Regions from separate parts of the Mus musculus genome. Here region 1 is linked to region 2. A link is a contact called in ENCODE Hi-C or POLR2A ChIA-PET data. All regions are on one chromosome and are shown on one strand. The core of a region is the stretch at or near the end of the contact, and the rest is flanking DNA. Distances in the headings are between cores, read along the strand shown. Region 1 overlaps Vps13d (vacuolar protein sorting 13D). Region 2 overlaps Vps13d (vacuolar protein sorting 13D).

The links. A loop is a pair of places that touch in the nucleus more often than their neighbours do. ChIA-PET counts read pairs that join two places held with the same protein, here RNA polymerase II (POLR2A).
Region 1: a loop to region 2 is called in a map of heart, with 1.8 times the contacts of the local background. The contact joins two enhancer-like sites. A Hi-C loop is called at or near these places in 2 of 37 maps with a recorded cell type or tissue (both heart). POLR2A ChIA-PET finds 5 or more read pairs at or near these places in 2 of 5 experiments (Patski and embryonic stem cell).

The regions. Positions count from the first base shown.
Region 1 is chr4:145,021,860-145,026,942 of GRCm38, forward strand. The region is part of intron 65 of Vps13d (vacuolar protein sorting 13D); the gene reads right to left. Among named protein-coding and RNA genes, the nearest start is that of Gm36317, 61 kb to the left of the region's middle. Within about 2 kb of position 3,297, at least 1 of the 3 ENCODE cell types and tissues checked has a DNase peak (open chromatin) inside an H3K27ac peak, as active enhancers do; it is heart, where a contact is called at or near this core.
Region 2 is chr4:144,979,122-144,984,551 of GRCm38, forward strand. It overlaps Vps13d (vacuolar protein sorting 13D), which reads right to left. Exons shown (of 70, transcript NM_001276465.1): 68 at 4,197-4,328. Among named protein-coding and RNA genes, the nearest start is that of Gm36317, 18 kb to the left of the region's middle. Within about 2 kb of position 2,155, at least 1 of the 3 ENCODE cell types and tissues checked has a DNase peak (open chromatin) inside an H3K27ac peak, as active enhancers do; it is heart, where a contact is called at or near this core.

The sequences.
Region 1 (5,083 bases), core at 2,047-4,546, 44 kb after region 2:
TATAATTAACCTTCTCAGGAAGGATCTACCAAAACAACTGTTTTAAAGTGCCAATGACCCAGGACTAACCTCTTAGAGAACTCACAGGAATGTTATTTAGATATACAGCTTAATGAGAAGACTATAGGCCAACAGCCTGTTTGGAGGACCCAGGACACTGGGGTTCAACTTCATTCTGATTTGATGGAGGTGGGGTGAGGAACAGGGCTTCGGGGTGTGGATAACACAGATCAGACCCTGCTCTGGAAACCATCAGTCCTGAGGCTTCCTGACAGGAGTGGCAGGTGAGTTCTGGACACCAGGAGGAAACAGCAAGTGCTTTCTGGTGGCAGCTATGGGAAAGCTCCTCCCACCAAGCCCACACCAATGTTGATGTGGTCTAGAGCATCAGTGGCACACCTTCTTGGAAACCTGATCCCCACCAAAGTTGGCTTCTCAGCCTCACCCTCTCCATCACTCTGTAGTTAGTTACAGAAGTAAAGTTAATGGAAGCTAAGCACAGTTTCCTTTGGGGCAATGAGAGGCACCAGGGGAGGTTGCAAAGGTATGAACTTTGTCCTTGGAGAGCCACCACAGGATAGAAGGCCAAGAACCTGCACATGGGCCTGAGTCAGATGTCAGGCCCCTATTGAGCACTGTGGAAGTTTTGGGTTGTGAGTCTCCATTTGCACTGGTGCGCAGCAACGTACCTACTTTACTATGTGGCTGACAAGATCAGCAACAGCAACTCAGGACCTGGTGTCTAGCTAGTAGTCCTACCACCATTAGTCAGCTGCTAGTCCTAGGACAGTCACCCTTTTCAAAGGGTTAGAATTGTGGTCAGCCACAATTAACTTTAACACCCTATTCTTCACAGCAGATAAACTGAAGCCCCAAACCAAGTTGTCAGAGTAGGACCACCTATAAAGTTACAGTGTTCAGAGAATGGCTTCCAAAACTTTCCAGCTGTGACTTCAAGCAACTTACACAGTGCATGTCTTTACAAAGCACTGGACTTTGACTGGGGAGATGAGCACCAGCCTTGGGTCCTGTCCTGCAACCCCAGGTCTCATTACAATGACAGTGATGACCTAGATGCATCAGCTAGCACTGCAGATCTGGAGCACCAGCACTGACACAGTCTGAACACCTGCGCCAAAGCCCCACAAGTGCTGAGGTACAGCCGTGTGGTGCACGTTAACGACAGTATCTGCAGGACACCCTAGAGCACCCACGCCACATTCTGAGCTCTTCCTCAGCTGGAGAAGAGCTAAACTCTGTGAAGAAATTGTAAGTGAAGGCCATGTTACCTTTTATAAGAGCTAGTGAGGGTAAAGACAAGAACCACCTTTTCTTCTTCTGAGAGAGTAGGAGAAATCATCTAGGAGCGAAGCCCAACATGACCCCAGCTCCTTCCAAATCCCCTCTGTAAAACCAGAAGCTCAGGAGGGAGCCTATGACAAAGGCGTGACTGCGGCTCATTCTTCCACAGCTGCCCGACACCCAGTGCCAATAAGTCCCTGCCCGGGAGAGCTCACTCTCCTCTCCAAATGCCAGCTTCTTCCAAATGCTTCTCAGATGCTTCATCTGTTTTTGTTTTGTTTTTGAGACAGGGTCTCTCTATGTGTGCCCAATCTGGTGATTCTCCTGTCTCAGACTGTAGGCATGAAACACCCTGACTAGGAGCTTCACTTTTGTTATTAAAGATGTCCACATCTAAGTTAATTTACTATTCTTACTCTTCTGCAACAAAAACTATTTGTGCAAGCCATTTAGTTTTGCTGTTTATCACTTGTGAGTTGAAAGCATAAAGAGATATTCACAAGCTACTATTATAAAAGTCTGCCCTTCTAGAAAGCAGCCCTTTGCGCTGACTTTGAGATTATCCTGTATAAACCTATGCTGCTAAACAACTCCCAATCCTCCTGCTCAATGCTGGGATTGTGAGCACAGGGATTAAGACAGTGACCTCCTATCACTTTGGGGACCCATGCATGGACATCTTTAAGGTCAGTTCCTCATACCATACATCCAAGTGGGTAGGCAAAATAGACCAGTCTCCCCGTGACAGACAAGAAGCTGATATGCAGGCTGTGGCTGGGAAACACTCCCTCACCATGCCCTCAGCTTTGAAGGTAATCATCAACAGGGCGGAATGCTCACAAGCCAATGTCAGCGAGCGCTGAAGTGGTCTGACTGACCCAGGGTACAGTCACCTTACCCCCTTGTCTCACTGTCTTGAGACTAAGGAATGCTGGCGTCTGACACCCAGAGTATTCAGAGGAGATACAACTCTCAGAGATTTCTAGAGAAAAGGACCAAAGTCCTTACTTAGGATGTGAGCGACTTAAGCTTGGATATGTGGCTAGTCTACAGGCAGCAGTCCAAGAGCTACGGGGGCCACCTAGAGGCTGTGTGTGTGTGTGTGTGTGTGTGTGTGTGTGTGTGAGTTGTAACAGAAAGACAATCACACTTGACTTCATATTCTGTCTGTGACACTTAATAGCAGAGAGACCATGGGCAGGGGCTTAACTCTTAGCCCCTAGATGAACATTAAAAAAAAATCCACTTTAAAGGATTTGATGAGGTTGGAAAAGGTGGCAGAGCACTTACTGCAGGAGAGATGATATATCAGACACACAATTAAAACTATGTTGAGCAGCTTCAACCCCTGTAAAATGGTAAACGCATTTGATAAGGCCACTATGACATGACAGGATCCTCTAGTGTAGTGCATGCTGTCTGCAGAGGGACCTGGCAGCTGTGGAGCAGAGCATGCACTGGGCTAGCACTGGAAAAGCTACTGGCATCTGGGAGGTCATCTGTGAGTGAGTCGTCACTATGGTGGTTACAATCGACACCTCCACAGCAGAGGGGATTTGCAGAGTTAAGTCAATCCAGCTCTTTAAAAAAAAAAAAAAAAAAAAAAAAAGCTCAAGCCTACAAAACACTTAAATCTTCAAGTGACCGTCAGCCTAGCTAAGAAGAAAAGTGCCAAGGAACAGAACGTCCTTCAGAAACCTGCTCACGCACTTACAGTGGGTTCCCTTCTGTAGCTGACGGAAGCATCAGCACTCGACACACTTGTGCATTTTGGCCACAGTCCAAAGTCATTAAGTTCTATAAAGCAGTGTTTTCAGCACAGGGGTAAAAACCCTCAGAAGTACTTTAAGGTGCCCATTCTCCTGAACAGCTAACACACACTGTGCATCAACACTTCTCATTCCAAAGTAATCCTGTTGTCTGTACACACGGAAACACTGAGTTAGTCTAGGCTGGGGACCTGGCTCTGAACCACTGATTTCAGAAATTTAAGTAGAGAGTAGAATGGCATAGAGGGAGAGAATTCACACTGTGTCCCTCGGCTCTGTCCTGCCTGTTTCCCTGACCCTAGCATGATACTCAGCAAGCATGGGTGCCAAAGGTATTTGGCTAGTGTAACAGGATCCTAGGCTTCAGTTTCTCCCTGTTCTCTGGGGCTCTTCTTTCACAGTTATTTACCTAATGGAAAGTTCCTCCTTAAGATCCTTGCAAACTGCTGGTGACAGTATCTTTCTTGTCACCAGGGCATTTCACAGGAAAAGAGAAAGAAGTAACAGAACTCTGTGGCATCGGGGAGAGGTTTTCTTTTCAGCCAAGAGCAAGACTGTACAACTGCAGCATGACCAGCAACAGTTCCAAGTTCACTCAGCAGTGCCCGGGACACACAATCACAATGGCCATCGCCATGCTGTGCTACAGGCTGGCGGGAGTTCTGGGTGGTGCTGCCAACGAGTCCAGCATGCTGGAACAGAGCAGTGGCATTTGTGTGTCACTAACAGGGAGAGTCATCTAGTTCATCTAGACCCCAGTTTATCCATCTGCACGTCTCTGCTTCAGAAGACTGCTCTGACGGGTAGCAGAGGTAGCTGAAGCAGAGCACTGGACCCAGGGACTGCTCATCAATTTTAGCAAGTTTCTCAGCAGCAGTTTGGGACTTTACACTCTAGAGTCAGTCTCAACTCTGCTGGTGCTATCGAAAAAACCTCCTTCAGGTCGGTTGAGACTTGACTCACTTCAAAATTAAGGTCCTACTTTCTTCTGTTTGGTATCATGAAAACAGTTGCAAATAAAAAGCAAAACAAAACCAAACCAAACCAAACCAAACCAAAACAAAACAACAAATCTGTTCTGGGGCTGGGAATTATTGCTCAGCGGTAGAGCACTTGCCTAGGTTCAACCTGTAGCATTACCACACGGAGAGAAGGAAAGGGGAGGGCAGAAAGCTTCCAAAATATTCTGGGAGTTTTGTCTTGACATTGAACCTTTCTGAAATACTTATGAACAGAAAGTTAAAGGAAATAATGACCCTAAACCAGTAACTATCTGTCACTGACAAAAGGCAAACTGCTCTGTCAGTTGGACAACTGTAAGGGTTGGAACAAATGGGGACACACTGTAGAGGAAAAAGGGAAAAGAAAAGGTACAAGTTTGGGTTTAGTGAAAAGGGGATATTTAGGAACCCCCATATTTCTGCCTACAGAACACAGAGCATGCTGTTTCCACTTCTGTTTGGTTTGACTCTATGCAGTCCTGAGGACACAGACCCAACAGGGAAGCCCTGAGAACAGTAAGGCATTTGAAAGCTGGGCCAGATGCTCGCTCTGTGTCAGCAGCACCTCCAAGCTGTGACCTTGCTTTTCCCTCTGTTCTCTGGAATCTTGAGGCCTTCCAGCTCTGGGATGTGCCTGTGTAGCTATTTCACGGACAAACACTTATCAGGACAGGCCACTCCTTCTCATTAAGAAACAAAGTTATCCACAGGCACTCGATTATCTCAGAGCACAAGGTCTAAAAGCAACCAGAAAGGTCCAGCATGGAGACTGCTGGGGTCGTAACTGGCCCGAGGCGCACACCAGCTGAACTGGCAAGTCTCTGCTGTTCTGCAACTGTGACCCAGTTATGAACTCAGATGTAGTTTCAGATTAATCCGGAAGCTCAGAGTGGTTTGAAGCACTTCCATAATAGGATTTGGCTTTTTCTCTCAAAAGGGCTGGTAGAGTTTGCAACAAGACTGAAAGCAGAGGCAGCAGAATGGAGGCAGACTTGGAAGAGTGACCTCAAC
Region 2 (5,430 bases), core at 905-3,404:
GAAAACTGGGCAATGATAGCCAATGGCTGTTTCCCCACTTTCCCTGAGGCTTCCTCTGCAACCCATTACCCAAGGTTTTGGGTCCCATCACCACCACTGCTGTCAGTCTGCTTGACACCCTCCCACACACCCCAAATCTGGAAACCACATCAAAGACTCACTCAAACTGCTTGGGGCAGACCCTTCATCTCCTGATCCCGATCCCAAACTTGTCACTCACTGTGAAGAATTAACATGGGGCAAAGCAGAGGCCTCTTGGCTCTATATTCTTCTGATATTTTCCTCCAGCCCCCCTTTTCTCTGTAGCTGCCCACCTGCAGGCCAGCTCTCTACAGGCTCTGCACCCCACCTCCAGCCAACAGAGCAGCCAAGACATGGCTGACACATGGACTTTGGCTTTCCAGAGTCTACCGATAGCCACTTTTCACTGCTGCTGCCCCACAGGTGGGCTGACGGAAAGCCTCTCAGGTGACAGAGGAGGGACACTCCATCTGTCTTGTGAGGACAGAGGGAAGATGACAAACACACACAAGCACTAGGGTAAGTTCTGGCCTTCCAGAAGAGGAAAGAGAGGCCCTCTCTTCTAAACTAACCACCAGAGGCCCATGGCAAGTAGCTCAGACTTCTGTTAGAACAGTAACTGTCTATGTTACAGGCAGTGGGCAACAAGGGAAATAACAGTGAACATCTCCCAGTTTATCTCCTATGTTATCTCCCTCCCCTCCCAAACAAGTCTCTTTGACTTGCTAGACTATGGACTTGCTGAGGAACACCACAAAGTTGTAAAGTTGTACTTGACCTGGCACACAGTGAAACAATGTATTGGCCAAGGATTTAGAAGACAATAGAGAAAGGATGCTAGGAGGAACCCCACTGCACATAGGTACAACATGGGGTGTGGGATACCAGGGGCTGTGTTGCCCTCAGAACTTCAAGCAAGCCATTGACTTCTATCTGCGCAGCTGAGTAAACTGCTGGATACAAGTCTGCAGGTGTCAAATGTTTCTGACAGGTTAGCTCCCGGCTTAGAGACAGTGTAAGCTGGAGCTAGGCTGTGGCTGAGAGAAACAGTGACCATCTAGTCATGTAAGGCCCTGGGGTCCATTTCCAGCAAAGGAAGGAAGGACGGAGGGAACAAAGGGGATTTCACTATTACTCATTTCCTGAATTCTTTTTGATTTTGCTAACCATGTAAATGAGTTGGTTTCATTAGAAGAGAAAGGTGACATTTTTAGCATGCTACTTTAGTCTGGATCCTCTTCTTCAAAATTCCCTCCTCCCCTGCCTCTAGGAGACAAGCACCCAAGGAGAAAAACCTGAAGTTTACAAGGTTGCCTTTGCTTTTTCTTTATATTTTCTGTATTAAAAATACATACATACACTCACAAACCACACACACACACACACACACACACACCTCCTAGATATTCCTTTCTGTCTAAATAGTGAAAGAACCCAAGGATCTGGTCTTGTGATCGATCGCCTTTGTGCCTGCAATCTGAATGGGCCAACTTGATAAAATATTCGAAACGAGTAGATACTTTATAAAAGACAAACAAACAACTAAAGGGTGACTCCTAGCCACAAACTAGGCATTGTTCAGAAAAGTTAACCATACAGGATCCTGGGTTAGGACTGAGGAGAATGGGAAGTAGCAGAGGTGCACAGAACTGATGAGCCTGCTATGAAGCCTTAGCAGACCTTAAATTGGATGTCAGTGACAATCTGTTTAATACTGTTTAATTAAATGGAAAAAAACCCCACAAAACTAAATACAACTTGATGTGGGAGATCAAAGTTGACGCTGCTGTGGCACTGGGGACTTTGTGGGGTTTTCACTCCATCAGGAAGTAATTACACAATATTTTCCAGAAGTGAAACAGTGAGTATAAGTGGAAAAAAATGTGGAAACATTTAGTTAGAACAGTAGAGCAAGGTATTAAAGACTCCTTTAACGGGTTAACTCTGAGGGGAATATGCAAATAATTAGGTCCTTAAACATGTTTTTAATTACAAATCTAGGATAAAAGTCAGAGGTAGAAGTCGGCACCAGAGTTTTTCCTGAGTACGCCCTTCCTGCAGAGGGATGACTAGACCACTCACATGACCCTGAGTACAGGCTGATAACAGAGGACACTCCGAGCCACGTCTGCCAGGGTCCCTTGTGACCTCTCCTATATGCCCAGGAAGACTGGGGTCACATGCCTCCCTCACCACCCACTGGCTAGGCTCCACCTTCAGCGTGGGTGGAGATACAAGGTCCTCATCTTCAAAGTTAAAATTCAGGCAGTAACTGTGCCCAGATCACATGAAACTTCAAGTGTTTTATGAAACTCATTTTGCTGATTTCTTCCTGGCTGCAGATTTTAGCTCACTGGCCTGTTTCCAGGGTGTGTACCATGTGGGCAGCAACTCTACGATGCCTGGACTATACAATTTGTCCAGAGTGTTTTTCTGTTCTTCTATCATTCTATTACAAATGAATCTTGTTTCAAAGAACCAGAGATGGTTTGGATCAAATAGAGGTGGGTTAACAAAGAATTTAAGATTTAACACCCAAAGATCTGTAATTTTACTTAGCCCATCCTCCTTTTTGAGACAGGGATGCCAGGCTGACTGTGGAAGGTAGCTGAGGCTGACTTTAAACTTGTGGTCCTCCTGCCTCCATCTCCTGAGTGCAAATGCTACTACTCTTGGTTTATGCAGTGCTAGACATGGAACCTGGGGCACTGTGCATGCTAAGCAAGCATTCTACCAGCTTAGCTACATCTCTCACCCCTTACTTATCCTTTGATAGTATCCCTAAGTCCTCATGGGAAATGGAAAGTAGGACATGTGTTAACACAAATGTTGACCTGCAGCTCTCCAGCTGAGTTTATTGAGTGATTTAAACCCCAGGCACTTCTAGGTTCAGAGGGTTCTCCAGTGAGTGGGACACCCTAGCTATCACTGGCTGACACTCCAGTAGAGTCTATATTATGTTCCGTTTTGCTGAGAAATGACTCTCTAGGTTTGAGTCTGAGGCTCAAAATCCCATCAATAGTGCAGTTTATAGGAAGGTCTCAGCCCTCTCAGCGTTCAGAAATGAAGATCTAAGTTTCTGTTGTTGAAGCCTCTCGGTGCACAGCATGTGTTGGTAGCAGAATAGGCTCAAGGGAAGAAGTGCACAGCACTATTTAGAGATACTCCAGTGATACCATGGCAGGATACACCTAAGAAGATGCCATATCCTATCTCCTAAATTCTAGACTTCGTTTTCTATGTTCTCATTCAAACAAGATATGAAATGGGAATTGAGGCCTCTGGTATTGTCTCAAGCAATGACACTGAAGGCCACCCCCAGGAGCTAATCTTCCCCTGAACGCTTCCACCAGTCAGCAACACCCACAGTGCCAGAATCTTCCCTAGTTCGCTTCACCTCAGAGGATACAAGTTACACTAGGACATTTCTACGCCCCAAATTCAGTCATCTCACACCTGGTCAAGAGAGCACAGGTCACACAGCACCTTACATTCGGAGAATTTCCACAAAATAGCACCAGAGACTACCATGGTTACCATGTCAGCTAAGAATAATCTCACTAACTGAAAATGTGTAAGAGCAACAAAATAATTAAGAAAACTGCATTTCCAGGATATTCGATGGGTAATAATTTGCTTCTTAGTTTCAGTTTGCTAGCATTCTCTAGCAAACAGTAAAGTTAAAAAAAAATATATGGGGCGTGGTGGTGCACGCCTTTAATCCCAGCACTCGGGAGGCAGAGGCAGGCGGATTTCTGAGTTCGATGCCAGCCTGGTCTACAAAGTGAGTTCCAGGACAGCCAGAGCTATATAGAGAAACCCTGTCTCAAAAAACAAAACAAAACAAAACAAAACAAAACAAAACAAAACAAAACAAAATATATATAAGGGACAAAAGTCCCTTAAGACTGAGACTATCTCATGCCCCGGCCTCTCTGAACTGACTACAGAGACTGATACCGCAGAGACAACACAGGGAGGTCTGCTTTGGAGCAGGCTGAGAGCCATTCCCTCTGGTACTGGTCATTTACAATCTGACATTTAGGACAAGTCATTCTTTAGTCTCTTCCAAGGGCTGTATCAGCATGAAGCTCCTGGGTCATAAAGAAATTTCTCAAAGACAGACAAGGCAAAACAGTAGACCAATGGGCTGTTTCTTACAGCCCCCCACTTACAACTCGTCCTGGATGTTGTCCGTTAGCTTGAAGAGCTGTTCCTGTCCTTCTGCTTGGCTCTCAGAATATCGAGGAAGCAGCCCCTGGGGACCAGTGCAGCAACGTGGTTTCCGAACCCTCTGGGCTTGGGTCCTAGAAGGGCAAATGGACAAGAAGAGGTTAAAGTGTCATGGTTAAAAGGATTTTCCTTCCTTGTTTGAAAAGGCATTGCTTAATAGACAGAATCCAGCTGCTGCAGGACTGTGTGGTATATGACATGCCCACTGTGGATTCAGACTGGACTTTACGATCTTTTGGCTCTAAATTATTATGACGTTCAATGTGCTAACTTCCTTAGCTCCCCATTTCACTTTTTGTGTGATAGGATGTCATTACCTATCTGTTGGGCTTCTGCTGGAGAGCATAGATTACCGATCACCATGGCTCTTTAGGATGATTATCACAAGCTTCCCGTGGCCCACACCATTTGGCTAAGGGTCTCTTTGGGTCAGCCCTCTGGGGACATGCCGTGGGTTCAGGAAGAACACAGCAGGGGCCTAGGCTATAGTGTGAACCTACCATGTTACCAGGTTCCTATGGAGTGAGCTCAGTCTCCCTGGTAAAGAGTAAGGAATGCAGCAGCCACGGGAAGGAGCTAGTCCCAGGCCACAGCAGCAGCTCTAACTCATGCCCTTGGCTGTTGGTTGCCTAAAGGAATCTGCTTTGCTATGGCTTTCAGGGTCGGCTGCTGTTGTCTTTTTCCACAAACCATAGACAGGATAATTGATAAATACTTTTTGGTGTTTTCCTAGAAACAGGAGTCCATATTTGTCTTGGAAAGACAGCACATACTTCAGATGACTGATAAGCCTGTACTGGGTCTGTCCTTAGCTGTGCACTTGCTGTACTTTCTATTATTTGTTCCTGGAACCCACTGAAGCAAAACATCCCTCTCTAGACATACCTCAACGAGGGGAGCAGGCAGCCGCACTGAATCAGCACTTTAGAACCGGTGCTAGTGGAGACAGACCGACCGGGAAGAGGTACTCTGTAGGGCAAGTCTGGGTAGGATCCTGGAAGCAGAAGCCTGGAACTTGCCACAGGCTATCTGCAGAGCTAAGATCATTGCAAGTGTTTCTGGACACAGGTCAGGCTGAGTTCGCCAGGCTGTGGGTCCAGAAGGTGCCATGGGGGGAGGTATATACATGTGACAGTTCGTAGGAAGCCAGAGAGTGAGTCTCCTACTCCCAGACAA